Regions from separate parts of the Homo sapiens genome. Here region 2 is linked to region 1. A link is an interaction called in ENCODE POLR2A ChIA-PET data of the cell type or tissue named here. Cell type or tissue: GM12878. All regions are shown on one strand.

Region 1 (4,000 bases):
TAAATGCTTGAGGGGAAAGACACCCCATTCTCCATGATACGGTTATTATGCATTGCATGCCTGTATCAAAACATCTAATGTATTCCATAAATATATACAACTCTTATGTACCCACAAAAAAATAAGAATAAAATAATCAAATAAACAGTCCTGCTCAGAACATTCTTGTTCGTATTCCATAGTACCCGTGGGCTACAGTTTTTCTTGGATCTATTCCTAGGAGTGGAATTGCTTGGTTTAGGACAGTGGTTCTTAACTGGGAGTGATTTTTGCCTCCCAGCAGACATTTGGCAAGGCCTAGAGATATTTTTAATTGCCACAACCTGGGGAAAGTGATGTTCCTGTCATCTATTGGGTAAGCGTGAGAACAAAAATGTAGACCTAAATAAATAAACAAGCAAAGAAAATATCACCTAGAGAAAGAAACACTGAAAATATTACACACATAACTATAGAATGATATGACCAAGTTGAGACCACACATATCAGTCATATCAATAAATATGAATTAATTTAACACACTTATTGAAAGCTTTTTAAAGGTGGTGATGATGTGGAAAAATAGGTATGCATTAAAGGATAGGAAAACACCACAAAAAGAAAAGCTACCAAGGGAGCTAGCCCTGTCAAGCATTAAAACATACCCTAAAACCTGTATCATTAGAACAGTGCAGTACTGGCTCATAAGTAGACAAACAGGCTAGTAGAATAAAATAGCCTAGACATAGACCCAAGTACATGTGGAAATTGAGTATGATGCAGGTGGCATCTCAGGTCAGTAGGGCCTCAGTCATAAAAAGGAAAAACACCTTCAGATGGTCAAAAACATCATTAGAAAATCAAAAGACAGCCAAGCTGGGAGAAAATATTTGCAACATACATTACAGACAGGACTAATATCCCTAAAATTATTTTTTAAATCATAAAAATATAGGGTAAAACACCAAAAATGGGATAGAAAATGAGGAAAAGAAACAGACAATTCACCAAATTTTAAATATATATATGAGATACTTAAACAGATGAAAAGATGTTCAACCTTACCCATAATTAGGGAAATGCGAATTAAAATTGCACTGAGGTACCATTTCTCACCTACCAGATTGGCAAAAATTAAAAAAACATAACAACAGGTTCTGTTGGTAAAGGCTGTGGGGAAACGCCCTCTCATACCTTGCTAATGAGAATGCAGATTCATCCAACTGTTTTGAAGGGACTTTGGCAATGTCTAAGAAAACTATGTACATCACACTTCCAGCAATATATGAAAATACATATATACCACTATTAACTGAAGCTTGTTTGTAATTGTAGAATATTGGAAATAGCCGAAATGCCTGTGCAGAGGCGTGTGATTGAATACATTATGATACACTCGCACAATGGAGCCACATCACTTTTTTTTCCATCTTCAGAAAAGAATGAGAAAGACCTCTATGACTCACATGCAGTGATTGCCAGGATATATTGTTAATAGAAAAAAAGCAAAATGCAAGAGTATCCTTAATACGCTTACTTTTTCTGGAAAAAGGGAGATATAAAATACCCTTATCTGCTCATTTCTACTGGGGAAACAACACAGGAAAGAGAAACCTGAAGCAGAGAAATTGGTTATGGGTGGGTAGATGGGAAAGGCATGTCACAGGTGAGGAGCGGGGAATAGAGGAAAGCAGGTGTGTGTTGGGGAGGCCTGACTCTGAGCATACCTTCTTATGTAGTTCTGACTGTTAGAACATGTGAATGTTTCACATACTTGAAAAAGTAAATAAACTGGACAAGATTTTAAAAAAGAAGAATGCAAAACAAGTAAATTGAAATGTATTTCAATTGAATAATGTGACCATGCCTTAGGGGATAGGAGAGGGATAGAGAACTAACACTAGTAACCTTTGAACTTGACATTTTGACCCTAAACCCTTAAGCTAGGGATTATAATAACTGTGAACTAATATTAAACTTCAGTTGGTTGGCTGGTTTTTCACAGTGGTTTGGATTAGTGATTCTGAAACTATGTGTATTCTAGGTTTGAGCAAATACGGAAATAAATTGTGGATAATGGGAGCCAAGTTTCATCCCTTTGGAGAGAGAAGTTATAAAGATGGAAAGTAGAATGCCAAAAGTCAACCCTCAGTGTGTTGGACTGCGATTGGAAGTATCAGTATCAATGGATTGTTTTTAATGTATGGATGTAGAAATAGATATAGATGTGTCTGTACACAGGAGTGCACGTTTCCCAATTCTGTCTGCTGAGAAGGTCTAGAAGCAGTGAGACCCCAGCAACAGTGAGCACAACTATCATCCACATATTAGTTTCTAAATATCATTCTCACTAATAGGAACTCCTTGGAGAAGTGGCTGATTCCAGAACAGGAGCAGGAAAAGATGAGCCTAGAGCATCTTGCTGTGCCGGAAAGTAAGGAAGTGCCCAAAGAATGATAGGGACACATCAAAGGACACAGGCTGGGCACGGTGGTTCACGCCTGTAATCCCAGCACTTTGGGAGGCCGAGAATGGTGGATCACTTGAGGTCAGGAGTTTGAGACCAGCCTGGCCACCATGGCGAAACCCCGTCTCTACTAAACATACAAAAATTATAGCATTAGGAGATATACCTAATGCTAAATGACGAGTTAATGGGTGCAGCACACCAACATGGCACATGTATACATATGTAACAAACCTGCACATTGTGCACATGTACCCTAAAACTAAAAGTATAATAATAATAAAAGAAAAGAAAAAAATAAAAATAAAAATACAAAAATTAGCTGGGTGTGGCGGTGCATGCCTGTAATCCCAGCTACTCAGGAGGCTGAGGCAGGAGAATTGCTTGAACCTGGGAGGTGGAGGTTGCAGTGAGGCAAGATCGTGCCACTGCACTCCAACCTGGGTGACAGAGTGTGACTGTGTCTCAAAAAAAAAAAAAAAAGACACAGAAGCCAGTTGAAAGGAGCCTCCTACTCACCAAACCCAGGACAATTGAACACCAAAATAAATAACACTCATAATGGATTACAGTCCATTGAATACAGTAGTAATCCTTGAGTCCACACTGATTTAAGTAAATACATGGTAAAAAATTGAAAGCTATCAGTGTAAGAATAGCTCACGGTATATTGCTCATTTCTTTAACAATAGCTGTGGGAAAGCTCTTTCTTTTTTTATTTTTATTTTTATTATTTTATTTTATTTTATTTTTTATTATACTTTAAGTTCTAGGGTACATGTGCACAATGTGCAGGTTTGTTAGATATGTATACATGTGCCACACTGGTGTGCTGCATCCGTTAACTCGTCATTTACATTAGGTATTTCTCCTAATGCTATCCCTCCCCCTCCCCCCTCCCCATGACAGGCCCCGGTGTGTGATGTTCCCTACCCTGTGTCCAAGTGTTCTCATTATTCAGTTCCCACCTATGAGTGAGAACATGCAGTGTTTGGTTTTCTGTCCTTGCGATAGTTTGCTCAGAATGATGGTTTCCAGCTTCATCCATGTCCCTACAAAGGACATGAAACTCATCCTTTTTTATGGCTGCATAGTATTCCATGGTGTGTATGTACCACATTTTCTTAATCCAGTCTATCGTTGGACATTTGGGTTGGTTCCAAGTCTTTGCTATTGTGAATAGTGCCGCAGTAAACATACGTGTGCATGTGTCTTTATAGCTGCATGATTTATAATCCTTTGGGTATATGCCCAGTAATGGGATGGCTGGGTCAAATGGTATTTCTAGTTCTAGATCCTTGAGGAATTGCCACACTGTCTTCCACAATGGTTGAACTAGTTTACAGTCCCACCAACAGTGTAAAAGTGTTCCTATTTCTCCACATTCTCTCCAGCACCTGTTGTTTCCTGACTTTTTAATTATCGCCATTTTAACTGGTGCGAGATGGTATCTCATTGTGGTTTTGATTTGCATTTCTCTGATGGCCAGTGATGATGAAGGAAAGCTCTTTCTTACAGTAGAATGTGAACTAAGAAATGTAAAAGAAACCAGAA
Region 2 (4,000 bases), 530 kb after region 1:
CCTGTCTCTACTAAAAATACAAAAATTAGCCAGGCCTGGTGGTATGTGCCTGTAATCCCAGCTACTCAAGAAGCTGAGGCAGGAGAACTGCTTGAACCTGGGAGGTGGAGGTTGCAGTGAGCCGAGATTGCACCATTGCACTATAGCCTGGGCGACAGAGCGAGACTCTGTATCAAAAAAAAAAAAAAAAAAAAAAAGCTAGGGCACAGTGGCTCACGCCTGTAATCCCAGCACTTTGGGAGGCCGAGGCAGGTGGGTCACGAGGTCAAGAGATCGAGACCATCCTGGCTAACATGGTGAAACCCCATCTCTACTAAAAATACAAAAAATTAGCCAGGCGTGGTGGCGGGCGCCTATAGTCCCAGCTACTCGGGAGGCTGAGGCAGGACAATGGCATGAACCTGGGAGGCAGAGCTTGCACTGAGCTGAGATCACACCACTGCACTCCAGCCTGGGCGACAGAGCAAGACTCTGTCTCAAAAAAAAAAAAAAAAAAAAAAAAGGCAAGCTAGGAGTCTTGGGAGAGAAGAGACCTGGCTTCAAATCCAGCTCAGCCATCTCCTACCTCCCTGACCATCCTCATGGAGAGAATGGCATGCAGTCATCCATCCCTGCAAAGTGCTTAGCCCAGAGGAGAGCCCTGGGAATCAAAGTTCGTCCGTTCATTCACTGGGCACCTGCACTCTGGTGCTCACTGTGCCAGGCTCTGGGGCCATGCTGTTGAACTGGGCAGAGAAGGGCCACTACAGTCAATAAAACAAACACAGGCCAGACGCAGTGGCTCACGCCTGTAATCCCAGCACTTTGGGAAGCCAAGGCGGGAGGACCACGAGGTCAGGAGATCAAGACCATCCTGGCCAACACGGTGAAACCCTGTCTCTACCAAAAATACAAAAACTAGCCAGGCGTGGTGGCGGGCACCTGTAATCGCTCGGGAGGCTGAGGCAGGAGAATCGCTTGAACCCAAGAGTTGGAGGTTGCAGTGAGCCAAGATCGCCACTGCACTCCAGCTTGGCGACAAAACAGGACTCCATCTCAAAAAAAAAAAAAACAAAAAAAAAAACAACCATGTTCCGAGGTTTTAGTTCTGGTTCTGTCTCCAACCAGCAGAGCTAGCCTTTTGGTGCCTAAGAGTTTCTACCTGCGAAAATTGGGTGGGGAGCACTGTGGTGTCTCTCCAGCTGGGATCCCCAAGCAGAGAAGAGAGCTTGGCACAAAGTAAGCACTCAATCTCCATGGTGGTTGAAAAGTGGATGCCTGGACAACTGAGGCCAAAATCATGGCTCCTGACCAACCACACAAAACACACGGCTCACAAAACCAGCCAAATAAGCACATGCACTAAAGCCTCCAAACCTCAGCAAGCCTGGAGGTGGGTGCCCAGCCTCCCTTCCCCTACTGTCACCACTATGGGGACAAAGCATCCAGCAAGGTGTCAGAGGAAGAAAACATACCTGGTGTTTTGAATACCTGCACTTAACAGTCGAGAAAATAGAGCATCAGAAAGTTCAGTGACTTGCCCAGCCAGGCACAGTGGCTCATGCATGTGATCCTAGCACTTTGGGAGGCCAAGGTGGGCGGATTGCCTGAGGTTGGGAGTGTGAGACCAGCCTGACCAACATGGAGAAACCCCATCTCTACTAAAAATACAAAAACTGAGCCAGGCATGGTGGCGCATGCCTGTAATCCCAGTTACTTGGGAGGCTGAGGCAGGAGAATCGCTTGATTCACCAGGGAAGCGGAGGTTGTGGTAAGCCGTGATCCCAGCACTGCATTCCCGCTTGGGCAACAAGAGCGAAACTCTGTCTCAAAAAAAAAAAAAAAAAAAATTGAAAGGAGCCAGGCGCAGTGGCTCACACCTGTAATCCCAGCACTTTGGGAGGCCAAGGTGGGTGGATTGCCTGAGCTCAGGAGTTCGAGACCAGCCTGGGCAACATGGTGAAACCCCCATCTCTACTAAAATACAAAAAATTTGCCAGGAGTGGCGGCATGCACTTGTAGTCCCAGCTACTTGGAAGGACGAGGCAGGAGAATTGGTTGAATCCGGGAGGGGGAGGTTGCAGTGAGCCAAGATCATGCCACTGCACTCCAGCCTGGGCAACGGAGCGAGACTCCGTCTCAAAAAAAAAAAAAAAAAAGGTAAAAGGAGGGGCCAGGTGCGGTAATCCCAGCACTTTGGAAGTCCAAGGAGGGCGGATCACGAGGTCAAGAGATCGAGACCATCCTGGCCAACATGGTGAAACCCTGTCTCTATTAAAAATACAAAAATTAGCTGAGCATAGTGGCGTGTGCCTGTAGTCCTAGCTATTCAGGAGGATGAGGCAGGTGAATCACTTGAACCCAGGAGGCGGAGGTTGCAGTGAGCCAAGATCGCGCCACTGCACTCCAGCCTGGTGACAGAGCAAGACTCTGTCTCAAAAGAAAAGAAAAGAAAAAAAGTGCTGGGCGTGGTGGCACACGTCTGTAATCCCAGCACTTTGGGAGTCCGAGGTGCGCGGATCACCTGAGGTTGGGAGTTCAAGACCAGCCTGACCAACATGGTGAAACCCCATCTCTACGAAATACAAAAAATTAGATGGGTGTGGTGGTGTATGCCTGTAATCCCAGCTACTCGGGAGGCTGAGGCAGGAGAATTGCTTGAACCTGGGAGGTGGAGGTAGCAGTAAGCCAAGATTGCACCACTGCACTCCAGCCTGGGCAACAAGAGGGAATCTCCATCTAAAAAAAAAAAAAAAAAAAGTAAAAGTAAAAGTTGATGAAATTAATTTTAATAATGATTTTTTTTTTTTTTTAGACAGCGTCTCGCTCTGTTGCCCAGGCTGGAGTGCAGTGGAGCAATCTCGGCTCACTGCAACCTCGGCCCCCCGCCCACAATGCGTTCAAATGATTCTCATGCCTCAGCCTCCTACATAGCGTGTGCCATCGCACCCAGCTAACTTTTTGTATTTTAGGTAGAGATGGGGTTTTGCCATGTTGGCCAAGCTGGTCTTGAACTCCTGGCCTCAAGTGATCCACCCACCTGGGCCTCCCAAAGTGCTGGGATTACAGGCATGGGCCACTGCACCTGGCCTAATAATGAATTTTATTTAGCCTACTATATCAAAAATATTACTGTTGCAACAGGTAATTAATATTTTAAAATTATAAATGAGATCACTGACATTCTTTGTGGTCACATGAAGTCTTCAAGTCCGGCATGTATTTTATACTTTATAGCACATGCCACTCAGTGCTGGGCAGGTTTCACACTCTCGGTGGTGGCACAGGGGCAGTGAGCTCTTTACCTTCTCCACTGTTCCTCACAGCCTTTGCCAAAGTTTGGGAAGTGGAGGAGATGACAGTACCGTGAGAGGCAGGATGACCGCATCTGTCTTATTTGATGCAAATCCCTCAGGGATTAAGTCTGGCACAAGGGAGATATCGGTCTAAGGCTCAGGAGGACAAGGACTTAGTCCATTTGGTTCTCTGCTGTGATGGTTAATACTGAGTGTCAACTTGATTGTATTGAAAGATATAAAGTATTAATCCTGGGTGTGTCTGTGAGGGTGTTGCCAAAAGAGATTAACATTTGAGTCAGTGGCCGGGGAAGGCAGACCCACCCTTAATCTGGTGGGCACAATCCAATCAGCTGCCACGGAACATAAAACAGGCAGAAAACTAAGAGAGAGAGAGACAGGTGGCCGGGCGCGGTGGCTCACGCCTGTAATCCCAGCACTTTGGGAGGCGGAGACGGGCGGATCACCTGAGATCGGGAGTTCGAGACCAGCCTGACCAACATGGAGAAATCCCGTCTCTACTAAAAATACAAAATTAACCAGGCGTGGTGGTGCATGCCTGTAATCCCAGCTACTTGGGAGGATGAGGCAGAAGAATCGCTTGAACCCGGAAGGCTGAGGTGGCGGTGAGCCGAGATCGTGCCATTGCACTCCAGCCTGGGCAACAAGAGCGAGACTGTCTCAAAAAAGAAAGAAAGAAAGAAAGAAAGAGACAGGCCTAACTT

The links. Peaks named below come from ENCODE experiments on the same cell type or tissue, not always from the same donor. Only the 100,000 strongest peaks of a DNase experiment are listed, where the experiment ranks them.
Region 2: POLR2A ChIA-PET joins it to region 1 with 7 read pairs; 2 of 35 experiments call an interaction of 5 or more read pairs at or near these places.

What each region holds. Positions count from the first base shown.
Region 1 is chr9:131,921,372-131,925,371 of GRCh38, reverse strand. The region is part of intron 4 of MED27 (mediator complex subunit 27); the gene reads left to right. Among named protein-coding and RNA genes, the nearest start is that of MED27, 160 kb to the left of the region's middle. In GM12878, no CTCF peak of the experiment used is centred here; a DNase peak (open chromatin) is centred at 2,228.
Region 2 is chr9:131,386,979-131,390,978 of GRCh38, reverse strand. It overlaps a transcript of PRRC2B not described here. Among named protein-coding and RNA genes, the nearest start is that of PRRC2B, 5.1 kb to the left of the region's middle. In GM12878, no CTCF peak of the experiment used is centred here; no DNase peak of the experiment used is centred here.